Regions from separate parts of the Homo sapiens genome. Here region 2 is linked to region 1. A link is an interaction called in ENCODE POLR2A ChIA-PET data of the cell type or tissue named here. Cell type or tissue: MCF 10A. All regions are shown on one strand.

Evidence for each region. ChIA-PET counts read pairs that join two places held together with the same protein. Peaks named below come from ENCODE experiments on the same cell type or tissue, not always from the same donor. Only the 100,000 strongest peaks of a DNase experiment are listed, where the experiment ranks them.
Region 2: POLR2A ChIA-PET joins it to region 1 with 12 read pairs; 3 of 35 experiments call an interaction of 5 or more read pairs at or near these places.

What each region holds. Positions count from the first base shown.
Region 1 is chr9:133,870,248-133,878,247 of GRCh38, reverse strand. All of the region lies in intron 2 of VAV2 (vav guanine nucleotide exchange factor 2), which reads left to right. Among named protein-coding and RNA genes, the nearest start is that of VAV2, 120 kb to the left of the region's middle. RefSeq lists enhancers at 846-1,579, 1,580-2,315, 3,101-4,300, 5,297-5,797, 5,798-6,298. In MCF 10A, a CTCF peak has its summit at 1,905; a DNase peak (open chromatin) is centred at 3,737.
Region 2 is chr9:133,941,280-133,949,279 of GRCh38, reverse strand. The region is part of intron 1 of VAV2 (vav guanine nucleotide exchange factor 2); the gene reads left to right. Among named protein-coding and RNA genes, the nearest start is that of VAV2, 47 kb to the left of the region's middle. RefSeq lists enhancers at 1-379, 380-889, 3,231-3,340, 4,001-4,050, 4,090-4,943. In MCF 10A, no CTCF peak of the experiment used is centred here; DNase peaks (open chromatin) are centred at 4,329 and 4,759.

The DNA of each region.
Region 1 (8,000 bases):
CAACCTGTCCCTGGCCTCTGAGCCTCCCCTGGCTGCCACATGTCAGCAGAGGTGCCTGCCCCGTGGTACACCCGGAGCATCTGTGAGACGCAGGCCGGCGGAGAGTGCTGAGCTCAGCCCTACGCTGAGACTGGCAAAGAGACTTCGCCTGCTGAGCCTAAGGGCCTGGGTGGGCCCCACACCCTCCTTCACCGTCAGACAGCCTAGGGGAGAAATAGTGGGGGGTGTCGGGGGGCCAAGTGCTTTCCCAGGCCCTTCCAGGCACTCCTGCGGGAGTTCAGAGCAGGAGCAGGTGTGGAGTTGACGTCGCAGAGGAGATTCACGCACCTTCCTGTCCTGTGTTAACGCTTGCACTTAATAACCGAGTTACTAAGTCATCGCTTCAGAGATAAGGGTAGACACTGGAAAGTTATTGCCGTAGTGTTAGAGATACAGTTATTAGTCCCCTTCCCATTAAAATGGCCATTAATTAGGGAGGCCAGTGAAGCCACTGGAAACCCATCAGCCCCTCCAGGTGATGGCTACTGTCACCTGTCCCCATTAGCAGACTGGGAACGTGCAGTGGATGACCAGGCCATGAGAGGGGGGTTCTGGGGTGAGGCTCAGTCGGGAGGCTGAGGCCTTTCCTTCTGGGTGCTTTCCCTTTAAGAGCTTGCATCAGACCATCTAGCTGATGTGTGCAGGTGACCACTCTGACCCTCAGTTTCATCATTTGACAAGGGGCATAGTAACATTGACCTCATTGGGTGGTTGAGGATTCATGGAGGCAGTGGGGTAACTTTTGAGCCCAGAGCCGAACGTGTCACCCAGAACACAAGCACTGGCTCTTCCAAGAAGGTTCCTGGCAGTGTGATGGTCCCACCCTGCTTGTGGGCAGTGGCTGATTTTGGGCTTGTCCGCCTGGCCAGTGGATTGCTGTGTGTCTGGGGTGTGGGTCCCAGCTTTGTGGGCTGCATCTTGGCATCGTTGTGCAGAGTGTGGAGTGTGCCAGTTACCTGCTGGGGAAGAAAGGCGCTGGCAACTGTTTGAGGGCGGAGGGAGCCTCTCCTCGTACAGCCAGGGCATCCCGAGGCCAGAGGAAGGTGGCAGAAGGGGGTCTAGCAGGCCGGGCGGGGGTTCTGTGGGAAACAGAAATGGGGTGGTGGTGGCTCAGATAACCACGTGCCTCTCAGCCTCCCCTTTCCCCAGGTGGGTGGGGAGGGAGACTCGGGGCAGGCAGCGACTTGCTGAAGGCCACACCAAGGGTTTAAGCTCAGCCTTGCCCAGACGCCAGCCCTGGCATCCCCTGCCTTCCCCTCTGTAGCTGGCCACTGTGCGTCCAGACCCCGGTGGCCAGCCTCCCCCATTGTCCCCGTTCTTCAGGCCAGCCCTTTCTGTGTCTCCTGGCAGAAAGGACAGAGATGGTTTCTCTCTTCCCTGCCTCACCCCTGCACCCAGGCAGCCTTGATCAGCCTTTTAAACAGTTCTGGCTGTGTCCTCTCTGGCTGTGTCCATCCCTGTGGCCTCCTGCCCAGGCCTTCCTGCCATCGTGCACCTGGCCTGGTTAGAAGACTCCTTGGGGCCGCCCCCCTCCCGCGGTCCTGCCTTCCCTCCACCCAGTATCCTCTTTGCAGCCTGAAGCATCTCTCAAACACCAGCCTGACCCTGCACTCCCACTGCCCCAGGCGAGGCCAGCTCCTTGGCCCTGTGTCCGACAGGCCTCCGCTCTTTGGTCCCCTGTGTGGCCATGGCCGCTCTCCGGGCCTGTGCGTGGGCTCTGCCCCTGCACGTTCTCCTGGCCTTGGCTGACTGGCTGCTCTCCCTCAGTCCCAGGGGGCCTGCCTTCCTTAGGGGAATAGTCTTTGCTCCACACCCACCCCGTCCCTTGCCCCCTACCACTCTTGTCTCCACAGCGCCTCTGCTGGCAGCGGTCAGTGGTGCTGGGCGTGGGAGCAGGGCGTGCCTGAATGGGGCCATCCCAGGGGAGATGCATGCTCCTTTCCAATATTGTATTAGTCAGGGTTCTCCAGAACAGCAGCGCTGATAGCATATGGATAGATAGGAAGATTTAATACCAGGGACTGGCTCACACGATCCTGGGGGCTGAGAAGTCCTGAAACCAGCTGCTGTGAAGCTGGAGGTCAGGAAGGCTGGTAGTGCAGCTCCAGTCCTGATCCGAAGGCCCAAGACCCAAGGGGCCTGATGGCGTGAGTCCCAGTCTGAGCCCAAAGGCCTGAGAACGACGAGCGTCGATGTCCGAGGGCAGGAGATGATGGCTGTGCCCGCTGGGCAGTGAGTGAATAAGGCCTTCGTCTGCCATCATGACCTGTTTGGGCCCCCGCAGTTGGGTGAGGCCCGAGGGCACGGGAGGCGTCTGCTATACTCGGCTGCCGACTCAGATGCTGGTCTCCTCTGGAAATGCTGCCCAGCCACTCCGGAGGTAATGTCCTACCTGCCCTCTGGGTACCCCTTAGCCCAGGCAGGATGGTGCCGTAGCATTAGCCACATTAGCCATCACAAACGTCAATTCATTCTATAGCCTCTTGTGCTAGAGGGGACTGGAGCGGGGGCCTCGCGTGTGTTCCTGCGGTGTTTCTCAGCAGGTCCTGGCGCAGGGCAGTTGGTAGCTGAGCTTTTGAAGGGACTGGCAGGGTCAGTCCTGCCGTGCGCTGCAGTGCCGGGCAGTCTGTGCCTCCAAGGGGATCGCCTGTTTCTTTGCTACTTTATCATAGGCCTGCGCCTCCTCCAGGCAGCCCTCACTTCGAGCTGCTCAGACTCTCTGACTACAATTCTGGGTTGCCCAGAGCCTGCCTTTTGTCTGTGGGGCCCCCTCTGCCTGCTCAGGGCCTGCCCTCTGCCTGATGAGCTCCTTAGCCGGCAGAAGGGTGGCCTGTTCCCATCAGCTGTGGATAGCTCCCCGGGGCTGTGGCGCTGGGCTGTGTGGTGGGGGCAGTTGGCTCTGTGAAGCCAGGCCAGGCAGTGGCTGGGGACTGGGTCTGGCCTTGGCACGGAGGGTTCGGCACTCGGCTCTGGCCCTGTGAACCCGGGTTCCCAGCCCACCCTGAGTGACCTCCTGAGCCCCGGCTTGCACACACGTGACCTGAGCGTGGTGAGAGTTCAGAGCTTGGGGGCAGTGAAAGAAACGCAGGTGATCCCGTGAAGCGCTCAGTCTGGGGTCTGCAGCGGGAGAGCCTGTGATTCTGTTTTTATGGTGACCGTCCTCATTCCCACCCTTGTTCTTTCTGGGGCTGCTCTGCCCCGACTGGCTATGGGGCCTTGGATGAGACGCACCCATTTCTAGACCCGTCTTCTCTGTGTGTAAGGTGAGGGTTCTGGACGCATGTTTCCCCCAAGGCCTCTTGCAGCTCGGACCATGCACAGCGCCTGGCTCCATGAGGCCTCCACGCCCCACTTCCTGCCTGGACAGTCTGCAGTTGTGGGCTGGGGAGGGAGATGGATCCTAGGGTCCCACATGGGAATCTGCCTGTGTAGACGCCTGTGTTCCAGCCCCTTGGTTCACTGTCTCCACCTCTGGGAAGAGGGAAGGGTCCAAGGAAGAAGCAGCGCAGGAGGTTCTTGGAGGGGGCAAGACATCTGTGTAGAGAGTGGGGTGGTGTGGGGGAGGCCAGAACCCCTCCCTCCTGCCCTTGAGGTGCTGTTCCCATAACCCCACCTTGGCCTCAAGGTCTGGGCGGGTACCTTGAGCTTCCTGTGGGATTCTTGTACCTTGGAGGCAGTGACTCACGCGCTAGGCAGCAGATCTGTGTCATGGTCTCCGGCCTTGCCTCTGATTAAAGAGGGACTGATGCGGCTCGTCTGCAGCCTGGGTCTGGGATGCCTCCCACACTGGAACCCACCTTTATCCCCGCTTTTTCCTGGTGGACAGGGGAGGGAGGCGCCATCTGTGCCTGGCTCCTGCAGCCACAGCAGCGCTGAGTGATGCCCAGGAGGGGCTGGGGAGTGTCTCTGGGAATGAGAGAGCAGCATTCGCAGACAGTGAGTGGCCCAGCCTGCCCAGCCAGTCTTGCTGGGACAGGTTTACTGGCCTTGCAGGCTGCAGGCCCCCACTCAGAAACCTTGCTTTCATGCCTGGAGGCTGTGGTTTGTCCCTCAGCTTCAAATCCAGGATGGATAGCCGGCCCTCCAGGGCAGGGCGGCGTGGAGAGCCGGGCTCTGCTGCCAGAGGCACCAGCTGTCTGCCCCAGCCCCGGTGACTCCTCCTCAGAAAGGGGAGAGCCACAGAACCATCTCGTGGGGGGTTTTGAGGGAATAAAATGAAATAAACCTGGGAAAGATCTGGCAGGCAGGAGGCCTAGACGGTGGTTAGCTGTCCTGGAGGACGCCGTGTCTGGGAGAGACGAGCCTCAGGCTCCAAACAGGAACCCCTCGTTCTAGGCTGGGCCCTGCCTGGAAGTTGCTGGGTGGGCTTGTGAAGCTCTTGCATCTTCCCAGCTGGGTTTTAGGTTTCCCATCTCAAAATTGGAGAATTTGGACCAGATGGCTGCTAAGCTGCTTCCATGAAGGACGGGAAATTCCCCCCAACAGCCCCTGACCCCCGACTGATTCCTGTAGAGTTTCCTGGTGGGGAGCAGCTGCCGCCTGATGCAGCTGCCTCATGCAGCTTGCCCAGCCCTGGGACACAGGGCTTCCGTGCTGGCATTAGGAACAGTGGGCAGTCAGTGTTCAGGGGACCTGAGGCTATTGGTCCAGGCGTTTCCCAGGGCAGTGCCGCTCCTGTCTTGGGTGCTGATTGCTTTCACAGGCAGCGTCTGCCCGGAGCACTGTGCAGAGACAGCTGCAGAGGCCAGTGTCTTCAGCAGGGGCATGGTGACCAGCTAGTGACTCCACCGTGAGCACAGTGGGACTGGGAGTGTGGCAGGACGCCCTTTGCCATCTGTATGTCTTGCGGTTTCCTTATTCCACACACAGGGAAACCGAGGCCCAGAGAGGAGTGGCTGAGATCGTCCGTGGCAGGCTTAGGACTTGATCCCAGCTCTGGCGTAATGTCCTGGTCTGAGCCTCTGTACTGTTTTGCTCAGGATCTCAGATTAAATTGCAGCTTCCCTCACATGCCCAGCACAGAGCAGGCACTCAGCTAACATGTGAGCCCAGTTGCTGTTGTGTGTTTTCCTGTCTTCCTTCCTCCCTCCCCCACCCCCCCGCCCCCTCCCTCTGTCGCCCAGGCTGGAGTGCAGTGGCTCAAGCTTGGCTCACTGCAACCTCCGCCTCCTGGGTTCAAGCAATTCTTCTGCCCCAGCCTCCCAAGTAGCTGAGATTACAGGTGCACACCACCACACCTGGCTAATTTTTGTATTTTTAGTAGAGATGGGGTTTCACCACGTTGCCCAGGCTGGTCTAGAACTTCTAGCTTCAAGTGATCTGCCTGCCTCTGCCTCCCAGAGTGCTAGGATTACAGGCGTGAGCCACCCCCTTGTGTGCTTTTCTGTCCACCCATCTGCCCCGCTTCTTGAGCGGTAGACTCTGTCTTAGTCAAGAAGCTCCCAGAGCCCCATGGTTGGAGTGGCCGCCTGGAGAGGACGTGCTGCCCCGGATACTCCACCAGCTTACGCCTCCTCCTGTGCTCCAGGAGGCCACCTGGGCCCACTTCTCCCTTCCAGCCTCTTCTCTCCCCGGGTCCCAAGGTGCACAAAGCGACTCTGACCCCCGGGGCTTCCCTGCCAGCCTTCCTGCCTCTGCTCCAGGCTTTGGGTTTCCTCTGGAGGTGTCGGGAACTGGGCCTAGGACCCCGACCCTTCAAGCCGAGGAGAGGCTGTGCCCCCACATGCTGGTTGGGGCAGCTGGGCCAGTGTAGCTGACTGCAGTGGGGAAAAGACGGTGCGCGGAGTGAGGACGCCATCAGCCCTTTTCCTCTAGCCTGGCCACACCATGGCAGAGAAGAGGGGGAAGTTAGACTCGCAGTCACCCACCCAGCACAGCCATGGAAACATGGAGGACGTGGGTGCTGGGAGCCGAGCATGCAGGGAGGAAGCCAGGGCTTGCAGTTTTCTTTGGGGCTGGCCCCTGCCCCTGCCCCTTTCTTCTCTTCCCTCTTGGGGTCGGCCAGGTCACTGACGCCCTGGTTCACATACGATCAGTCTCCCCACATCCCTGGCCCTGGCCAGTGTCCCGTTCACAGCTATGCCATCTCTGGGGGCTTCTCAGCCACCCCCTTGAGGAGCTCACAAGGATTTTCAGGTCTGCCCTCTGTGCCAGTGCCTGAGAGTCCTGGATGTGATTCCAGCTGGGAGAACCTTCCAGACTAGAATCCCAACATTTCATTCCCAGTGGGGCAGACACTCAGAGGAAGGGTGGAGCGATGACCCCATGGAGCCAGGGTCTAGCTGGAGGCTGTGTCCCTGAACCACCTGCTGGGGGCTCAGAAGGGGCAGGGCTGGCCCCCACCCCTGGGCAGGTGGTGGCTCTCAGGTACCTTACTGTTAGGAGCTGGGCTCTGAGTCAGACCCAGGCTTCAGCCTCCCACAGCAATGAGACCTTGGTCGAGTCATGTTACCTCTCTGAACTTGGGTTTTCTCAGTGGCAAAATAGGGTCAGTGGTGCCTCCATGGTGGGTGGTTGGGACCCCCCACCATTAGGGAGGACATTTGTACAGAAATTGTCAAGGGTGTATTAGGGACTCAGGGAGATAGGTATGAGGCTGCCGTCAGGGGCTCATCTTCTCTCTCTTCTCTCCTTACTTCATCAGAAGGGACTGGGGCAAAGGGATCTCTCTGAGTCGGCATCCATCTACCCACCATCCATCCATCCATCCATCCATCCATCCATCCATCCATCCATCCATCCGCTTCTCCATCCATCCATCCATCCATCAATCAATCCATCCATCTGTCCATCCATCCATCCATCCGTCCGTCCATCTATTCATCCATCCATCCATCCACCCACCCATTTACCATCTGTCCATCCGCCCCTCCATTCATCCATCCACCCCCAATTCATCCATCCACCCACCCACTTATCCATCCACCCACCCACTCACTTATCTATCCATCTGTCCATCCATCCATCCATCTGCCCACCCACCTACGTACCCACTTATCCATCCAGCCAGCCATCCATTCATCCACCCACTCATCTATCCATCCATCTGCCCACCCATCCATCTGCCCATCCATCCATCCATCTGTTCACCCACCCACTTATCCATCCATCCATCCACCCACCCACGCATTTATCCACCCATTCACCCACCCACTCATCTATCCACCTGTCTGCCCATCCATCCATCCATCTGTTCACCCACCCACCCACTTATCCATCCATCCATCCATCCATCTACCCACCCACCCACCCGTCTACCCATCTGCCCATCCATCCACTCATCCATCCATCCATCCACCCACCCACCCACGCACTCACCCATATCCATCCACCCACCCACCTACCCACTTATCCATCCATCTGCCCATCCCATCCACTCATCAATCTATCCATCCATCCACCCACCCACCCACTTATCCACCCACATACCCACTTATCCATCCATCTGTCCATCCACCCACCTGTCCACTCATCTGCTGATCCATCCGTCTGTTCACCCACCCACCCACTTATCCATCCACCCACCCACCGACTTATCCATCTATGTCATAGACAAGGAGCACCCACAGAGTGTAAGACACAAAGATTCGGGCTGCTGGTCCCCAAGGCTCAGGTGGTCTCTCAGACTCCTGCATTTGAAGGTGTTGATCCAGACCCACTGAGATGAGGAAGTATATATTTGGGTATCATTTTTACATCCTGTTGAAAGCTCCAGGAAGAGTGGGCCAATTCTGAGCTGTTCATTTACAGAGAAGTTGCTCTCACCTTTTTCTTTCCTTCTAAATGACTTTCGAGCCCTGATCTTCTTTGTAAGGACAACCAGACCCTCCTTTCATGCATTCCCCTTCAGAGTCGCTGCTAGTTGCCTGGCTCGAGTGAGTGGCATTTTTCATTTTGCCGCTCAGCTGTCTTGGGGCCTGGGGGCGGCTCCCACCTCTCTTCCTGCACTCTGCCGGCCCCCT
Region 2 (8,000 bases), 71 kb before region 1:
CGGGGAAGGAGGGGAAGTGTGCAGAGACAGGGGTCCGGAAGCTTGCTAAGGGCAGGGACTTGCCTCTGTGGGTCTGACTTGGAGGGCTTCCTCTACCAGTGCCGAGGTGGTGTAGTGCGTTGTGAGTCGCGTTTTGGTAGTCATCCTGGGAGGTGCCCTGGGAAGCAGGAGGGCCCAGCGTAAGGGAGGAGCATGTTTCTCCCCAGGAGTGCTGGTGTCAGAGGGATGGAGAGGCACCCACCGACAGAGCCTGTGTGCAGCTAGCTCTGCCTTCACGCAAGCCAGCCGGGACCCTCCCTCCTCCCAGGTTGTCCGCAGATTAGGCTGCCTCTTGCCTATGCCGTGGGGCTCCCATGGGGACAGGACCAGACCACCTGGATTAGACCTGGGTCTTCCCCTCACTACCCTGATGAGCAGGGTGGTCCCTGAGCCGTTTCTCCACCTGTAGACCAGGGATACGTGACAGCTCGTTAGCAGGATGAAGCAGAGAGGAACGTCAAGGGCTTCGTGCTGCGCCAGGCACGGACTCAGCGGGCGCTGTTTGTTATGGGAGAAAGTGGAAGAGCCACCGGACGTTGTTTTAGCACATCGAGTGTTAGTGAGACTGAGAATGCTGGAAACCTTTACAGAATAGTGAAACGAGACACGCTGTTGTTGCAGCCCTTTCTGTCATTCCTGTGGACAAATGTAGCAGCCATGGCTCAAGCTGCTTGCTCTTGGTGGGGGGAGCTCCACTCCTGAGGGCACGCGGGCCGCCTGCCCTGCTGATCTGGCCTGCCCCTCTCTCTGCCAGTCGCCTGCCCCTGACCTGGGGGCAAGGCTGGCCCCCGAAGACCTTGATATGCACGAAGAAAACACCACCCCACTCCTCCAGATCACAGCAGGTAGAGCAGCTCCGCACCCCAGCTGGGCGAAGGGGGACACTCATGCGAGGCCATGCGCAAAGGCGGGTCAGGTTCATTACTCAGCCTGCTGGCCTGACGCCTTGGTCCTGGTGCGTGCGGAGCTGAGGAAATGGGCCCGAGCGAAGGAAGTTCAATTGTCCAGACAAAATCAACTCGTGACACTCCTCAATCAATCCCTGGCTGAGCTGTGCTTTCCCTGCCTGGAGCAGTGAATGAGCTGGAGTGGCCTCGGACATCTGCCTTGGGAGCCCCGCACTGCAGCCTCTCTTTAAGGGCTCAGTGCGGTCTGAGCATAGTGGCTCACACCTGTAATCCCAGCACTTTGGGAGGCCGAGGCAGGTGGATCACTTGAGGCCAGGAGTTTGAGACGAGCCTGGCCAACGTGGGGAAAGCCTGTCTCTACTAAAAATACAAAAATTAGCTCGTCATTGGTGGCACAGGCCTGTAGTCCCAGCTGCTCGGGAGGCTGAGGCGGGAGAATCGCTTGAACCTGGGAGGTGAAGGTTGCAGTGAGCCGAGATCACGCCACTGCACTCCAGCCTCGTTGATGCAGTGAGACTCTGTCTCACACACACACTCACAAAGGCCATAGCGCGGGGGCCCTGGTGATGGCCTGGGAAGCCTCTCAGTGTTCATGATGACTGTCAAGTTAGACCAGTTTGTTTTTTTTTTTTTGAGACGGAGTTTTGCTCTTGTTGCCCAGGCTGGAGTGCAATGGCATGATCTCGGCTCACTGCAACCTCCACCTCCCGAGTTCAATCGATTCTTCTGCCTCAGCCTCCTGAGTAGCTGGGATTACAGGCATGCGCCACCACGCCTGGCTAATTTTGTATTTTTAGTAGAGACGAGGTTTCACCATGTTGGTCAGGATAGTCTCAAACTCCTGACCTCAGGTGATCCACCCGCCTTGGCCTCCCAAAGGGCCAGGATTATAGGCGTCAGCCACCGCGCCCAACGACAGACCAGTTTTAAAGCAGATACGGGCCTCCCTGAGTCTCGGTCTCCTCATCTGTAAAATGGGTGATAAGGGACCACCCCCGCCCCCTGCTAGAGTGGTTATTGGATCTGACCAGCTAATGGGTCCCTGGTGGGGTGGTGTGTAGAGTTGTGCAGGTGACATTGATGTGTGCAGGAATAAGGGGTCGAGGCCAGACCCTACCTTTCACCTGCTTGCTTGTTTTCGGAAGAGATGCTTCTGGAAGCGAGGTTGCCACCTAAGCAGCAGTGGCTGTCCTTGGGGGCCCCTGACGTCTTGGAAGGCATCGTGGACTCTCTGCTGCTTGAGGAGAAAGCAGGGCCCTTTGAGAGGTGTCAGCAGTCAGAGGACACCTAAGAGTGCTTCCTAGACATTCATTCATTTGTTCATTCATTAATTCATTGGTTCATTTGTTCGTCTACCAGATACTGAGCCCGTGTGATGGGCTAGGCATTGTCCAGGGCATTTGGGACCCAGAGGGAGCAAACGGCGTCAGCTCCTGTCTCCGTGAGCACCTGGCCAGCCTGTCACCCAGGGTCACCTGTTTATCTACCTGATGGGCCCCAAATTTGATCCATTCCATCAAGCTGCATCTGTTGAATAGTAATCAAGCTATTTTAAGTGGTTTTTGGAATGAGCATGGCATAAATAAAACAGGAAATTAATTTGTTTTCCCATTTTTTTATTGATCAAAGACATCCTCAGCTGCCAGTCAGAGCTTCTGATCAGCACGACGCAGCATTGTGGCCCCAGGGAGTCAGCACCACTCCAGCTGGAAGCAGAGCAGCCAGGCGTGCAATCGGTCTCTGCTAAGCGCAGTGTTAGTGACACTTGTTGAAGTATTTCAAGAAAACGCACTATGTCTATCTATGTCTGTGGGTACTTCCTGGAGCCTTTGCCGCAGGGCGTGGAGGCTGCACATGGAGACCCCCAGCTTGCTCAGAAAGACCCAGAGGCTTGAAAAGAGAGTGCCTGTTCTCCTGAGGCCCAGAAGCTGTGGTGCCCTGTTGCTTTCAGGGCTGTGGTGCCCAGGTTCCCTTTTGCAGCAAGGAGCACATGGGGTGGGGGTCTTCACCTCCCAGTTGCTGGGCTGCTCTGGCCATGAGCAGAGAGCCTGAGGCCAGGCCCCAGAAGTCCCTTGTCGGCCTGTGTCCCTCCCCCAGTCCCTGGCAGCTGCCTTGAGGAGCTCTGCTGCGAACTAAAGGCCAGCGGGGTGGCGGGCTAACAGCTCCAGGGTGGGACCATGGTGATGAAGGGCCCAGGTTCTCGTGCACTGTGGCTGCTCCTCAGCTCCAGCTAACTGTGGCACCCCAACCCCCCTGCCAGCTCTCCCAGTGACCAATGTCTCAGGGGACTTCTGGACTTCCCCAGTGAGATGGCCTCAGTACAGTCTCTTTGAGTGAGAGTCCCAGCATCGTGGGAGTCAGAGGGCAGGGTTCTCCTTGCCCATTTTACAGATTGAGAAACTGAGGTACAGAGAAGCTGTGTGGCTGTTGAGTGGGAGCAGGCCTGGGTTGTCCCCACCTGGAGCACCTGCTGTGGGGTCTGCACTGGAATGTGGTTGTGTGCAAGAGGCCAGGGGGAGGTAGGACTGTGCAGGACAGGAGTCGGTGGTTCAGGGATGCCAGCCAGAGACCTGGGAGGAGCCCTGCCTGTTGGTGACGATCTACATGGATGGGGAAGGTTGGGCCAGGCGATCTGGAGACCCCAGCTTGGGGCTTTCCCTGCAGGACCCCACCCCCAGCTGAGTGCCACTCCTGGGACTGAGGACACCCGGGCCCCTGACCTTCCTGGTGGGGCAGCCAAAGGGACTTTCCCGGGCATGGGCCTGCCAGAGGCTGGGGGCATCCTGAGAGGAACCGGGCCTGGGTTCAGATCGCGGGTCACCTGCCTTCTGGGGCCTCCATTTCCACATCTGACGGAGCAAATGTGGATGTGAAAGTGCTAGTGGGCTGTGAAATGGCGCATGCGTGCTAGTTAGTTATTATGTGCCGATCAATCAGGTCAGCCCCCTCCTCTCTGGCCCCATTCCTAAGCCTTGGTTTCTGTGGGTGGGGCCTGCCCCTCAAGCCCAAAGGCCGGGCTCCTACACTCAGTGCCTCCCCATCTCCTCTGAACAGACTGAGTTTTTGTCAAAGTACTGTTGTCATTTTAAAAAAGAAAAAATAATGGGATTTCCCTGCCCAGAAACCCATAGACAGGATAGCTTAGAGGCCAGCAGTCTGGCCTTGGGGGTCAAACCATCCCAGATCCATTGTTAGCTCAGTTACATCCTTGCTAGTGACCTTGGGCAGGCCAGCTGACCTCCTGAAACCTCAGTTTCCTCATCTGTAAATTAGGAATTGCTGCAGTGACTCAAGGGAGCTCTTAGCCCAGTGCCTGGCCTTCTGGAAAACCTGGCGGCCGTGGAGCGCCTATAATCACTGTGAGTCAGCGCACCGAGACGCGTAGCCAGTCTTGGCCGGAAGGGCCTGGAGCTCTGTGCCAGAGCCTCACTGTGCACATGAGGAGACTTGCCCGAGCTCTCCTGGGAGGAGGGAGCAGCGAGGGTCACCTCCCATAAAGGTCAGCCCGGCCCCACGCTCCTCCTGCATGGTCCAGCTGGGGCCCAGGAGTCAGCCCCTGAGACAGTGTGGCACCTGCCTTGACGACGCAGGCCTTGTGCTGCCGTCCTTGGCGAGACAGGACTTTCTTGCATCCCCTTAGGCGGGGGCCTGCTGCCCTTTTGCATCCCGGCCACTCCATTTGCCCCTGAATCCTGGGCCTACCCATGAGCTCACTGCTTGGAGCTTGGTTGTCTGTCTGTGCAGTGGGCCAGTGCACACCTCACAGGCTCTGCAGGTGGTGAGTGAGTTGGCTGTTGTGCACGTCAGCATCCTCCCTGCCTGTGGTCATTGTCAGGCTCTGCTATTACTCCATCACCATTGCCCAGGGGTCGATGGCCAAGCCACCTGTGTTCAAACTGCAGCTCCCCAGCTGAGGCCTGCTGGCTATGTGACTCAGGCAAGTGGATTTGCCTCCCCCGGCTTAGTTTCCCCTTTTGTACCCCTCTCAGGTCATGCCGGCTAGATGCCAGCTCTGGAGGGCGAGGCAGGCCTGTCCTGTTTCCCACTCCAGCACTGCCGGTGACCCGTTGCCAGTAAGGGGCAGTGGAAGGGCCCACATAGGCTGAAGGGCGCCCCTGCTCTCGGTGGGCTGCCGTGGGTTCTGCAGGGCAGAGAGGCCTGTCCCTGCCATTGTGTCCCCATCACAATAGATTGTTTCAGAGACCCTAAAGAGACGTGACTGTCCTGTGAGCATGTGAGCTTGGCCGGTGAAGCTTGCCATCCAGGATGCCCTCGGGCCTCACCTGTGGCTCAGACCTGGGCTCCTGGCTCTGGGGTCTTGGCTCTCCGGCCCTGCGCCGCCTCTCCTGTCTGTGACACCCCGCCCTGGCGCCTTGCAAGAGCTGAAGGACAGTGCAGCTGAACCTGGGGAGGTGGGCGACTGGGCATGGAGCCTGTGTCACCACACTAATCCGATTTCAGCCTGATTAGATCTGCGGCTGCCGATGAATGGGCCGGAGAGAAAGGGGCTGACGTTTCCAGGGCACACTACACGCTGCCTCTCATTGCAGCGCCAGAGCCTGGACAAGGGATTCTTGGGGCCCAGGGGCGGGAGCCCTCCCTGCAGTCTGGGGCTGTGGGGAGCAGGAGGTGGGGTAGCCCATGCCCCCTCAGAGTGCCCTAAACAAACACAGTGGGGACCCCATAGCCGCCAGCCTGGGGGAGAGGGCACTCAGCCCTGGGACCCTTGTCACAGGGCTTGTTTTCTGGGGACAGACCCTTGCTGTGGCCACTCAGCTGGACTTAAAGTCCAGGATGCTGGGGGAAGCAGTGGCTGCCTTTGTGGGGGGTCCCGAAGGCCAGGTTGGATCAATGAGAGAGAAGAATGCCGCTTGCTCCTGCAGCCACAGGTGACAGCTGAAGCCAGCCTTCATAGCTTGGGCGTGGACAGGGGACTTTTCACCTGGCGCTGACCACCATCTGGGCCTCCCTTTGCCACTGTCCCTCGGCCTGTGTCCTCAGTGGGCCCCTGTGGCCATGATGCACCTGCAGCAACCTCAGCCTTGGGTCCGGTCCCTGCCAACCGTCAGGGTCTCTGTCTAGAACCTGGACCTTGAGGCTCTGATTGGCTCCAGAGCGACCACAGACCTTGCAAACCAGGCCACTGAGGAAAGGGGTACAGGGATGGCAGGAGGGACCTGGTGCCTGCCCACACGCCCGTCCTCTCAGAGGGCCTTTGCCCTGGCCGATGTCGACATGGCTTCATTCTTGGCGCTGCCGCCCTCTGGTCAGGTGCCCACGTCCTTAACTCTCTGTGCCTCAGTTTCCCTTTGTGGAAAATGGGATGAACTGTAGAAAGCACAGGAAATGCTCCCTGAAGGGAGGCCGGGCCGTGTGTGGCCTCCCTCGAGGTGGAGCCTGACGTGGCCCCCAGGCTTTGTCCCGGTCTCTGCCATCCCCGTCCGTGCAGTCCCTGTCCCTGCCATCTGCATCAGCCTGTGTGGCTCAGTTTTGCAGAGACCACCCTGGGTTGGGCCCAGAGCTGCACCAGGAGGACTTCTTAAAGGTTAGGGTGGCCAGAGTGGCCACGGGTGGGGCCGGGCCAGGCACAGCAGTTGCTGGGCCCATGGGAAAGGGGTGCGCTGGGCCCATCCTGTGCCCGAAAGGAAGCCTGGGCCTGGCCGGCTGTGATTATGGTTGGGATCTGTGTAATTAACTCTAAACTTGGGAGGCTGAGGAAGAATGAAAATAAATGCTTAGTGGAAATTACAGACAAGCCATATTCAAAAAATAGTCACGCCAGGCTGGAAGCTGCAGCACATGCAGCCGCGCAGATGAGCGAGAGGGCGTAGCCCCTGCCCCGGCTCAGGCCTGCTCCCAGCTCCAGTGTCTGGGGCTGTCCTAACCAAGCACCATCGACCGTGGTGGCTTTAAGCAGCAGAACCTTATTGTTCCCAGGGCTGCAGGCCAGCAGCCTGAATCAATTGTGTGTGGCAGCAACAGCTCCTTCGTGGGGCCACGGAGGAGAGCCCGTCCCACGCCCTCTCCCGCTTCTGGCAACGGTGGCCACCCTTGGAGTGGCTGGCCCACAGCTGTGTCACTCCCAGTTGCTAAGGAAAGGGGCCCATCTCACATGCACTCCTCGTGGGTCTGTGTCTCCATGTCTCTCTGTGTCTCTTCTAATTAATCTTTGTATTGTGGTAAAATACACATAACGTAAAACTCAGTGTCTTCTCCGGTTTTCCTCTAGAGCACCGTCCAGTAGGGTCAAGCACATTCACTTTGTTGGCAAGCACCATCACCACCATCCACAGAACTCTCTGGTCTTCCCAAGCAAGAGCTCTGTTCCCCACGAAACCACCCCATCGCTCAGCCCTTCGAGGGCGCCCACTATTCTCCTTTCTCTCTGTGGATCTGACGACTCCAGGGGCCTCATGAAAGTGGAATCACGGCCTGGCGTGGTGGCTCACGCCTGTAATCCCAGCACTTTGGGAGGCTGAGGCAGGCAGATCACCTGAGGTCAAGAGTTGGAGACCAGCCTGACCAACGTGGAGAAACCCCGTCTCTACTAAAAATACAAAAATTAGCTGGGCATGGTGGTGCGTGCCTGTAATCCCAGCTACTCGGGAGGCTCAGGCAGGAGAATTCGCTTGAACCTGGGAGGCAGAGGTTGTGGTGAGCCGAGATCACACCATTACACTCCAGCCTGGGAAACAAGGGCGAAATTCCGTCCCCCCCCCCCCCCAAAAAAAAGTGGACTCACACAGGATTTGTCCTTTCATGTCTGTATTCTTCAGAATTAACAGGTCGTGAAAAACAAAGATCATGGAGTGTTTTAGACTCACATTGTCTAAGCTAGCAGTTACTAGCCACATGTAGCTTTAAAATTTAACTTAAAATTAGCAATCTAGGTTTTCAGTAGCCACCTTTTTTTTTTCTTTTTTTTGAGACGGAGTCTCGCTCTGTCACCCAGGCTGGAGTGCAGTGGTGCGATCTCGGCTCACTGCAACCTCCGCTTCCTGAGTTCAAATGATTCTCTTGCCGCAGCCTCCCGAGTAGCTGGGACTACAGGTG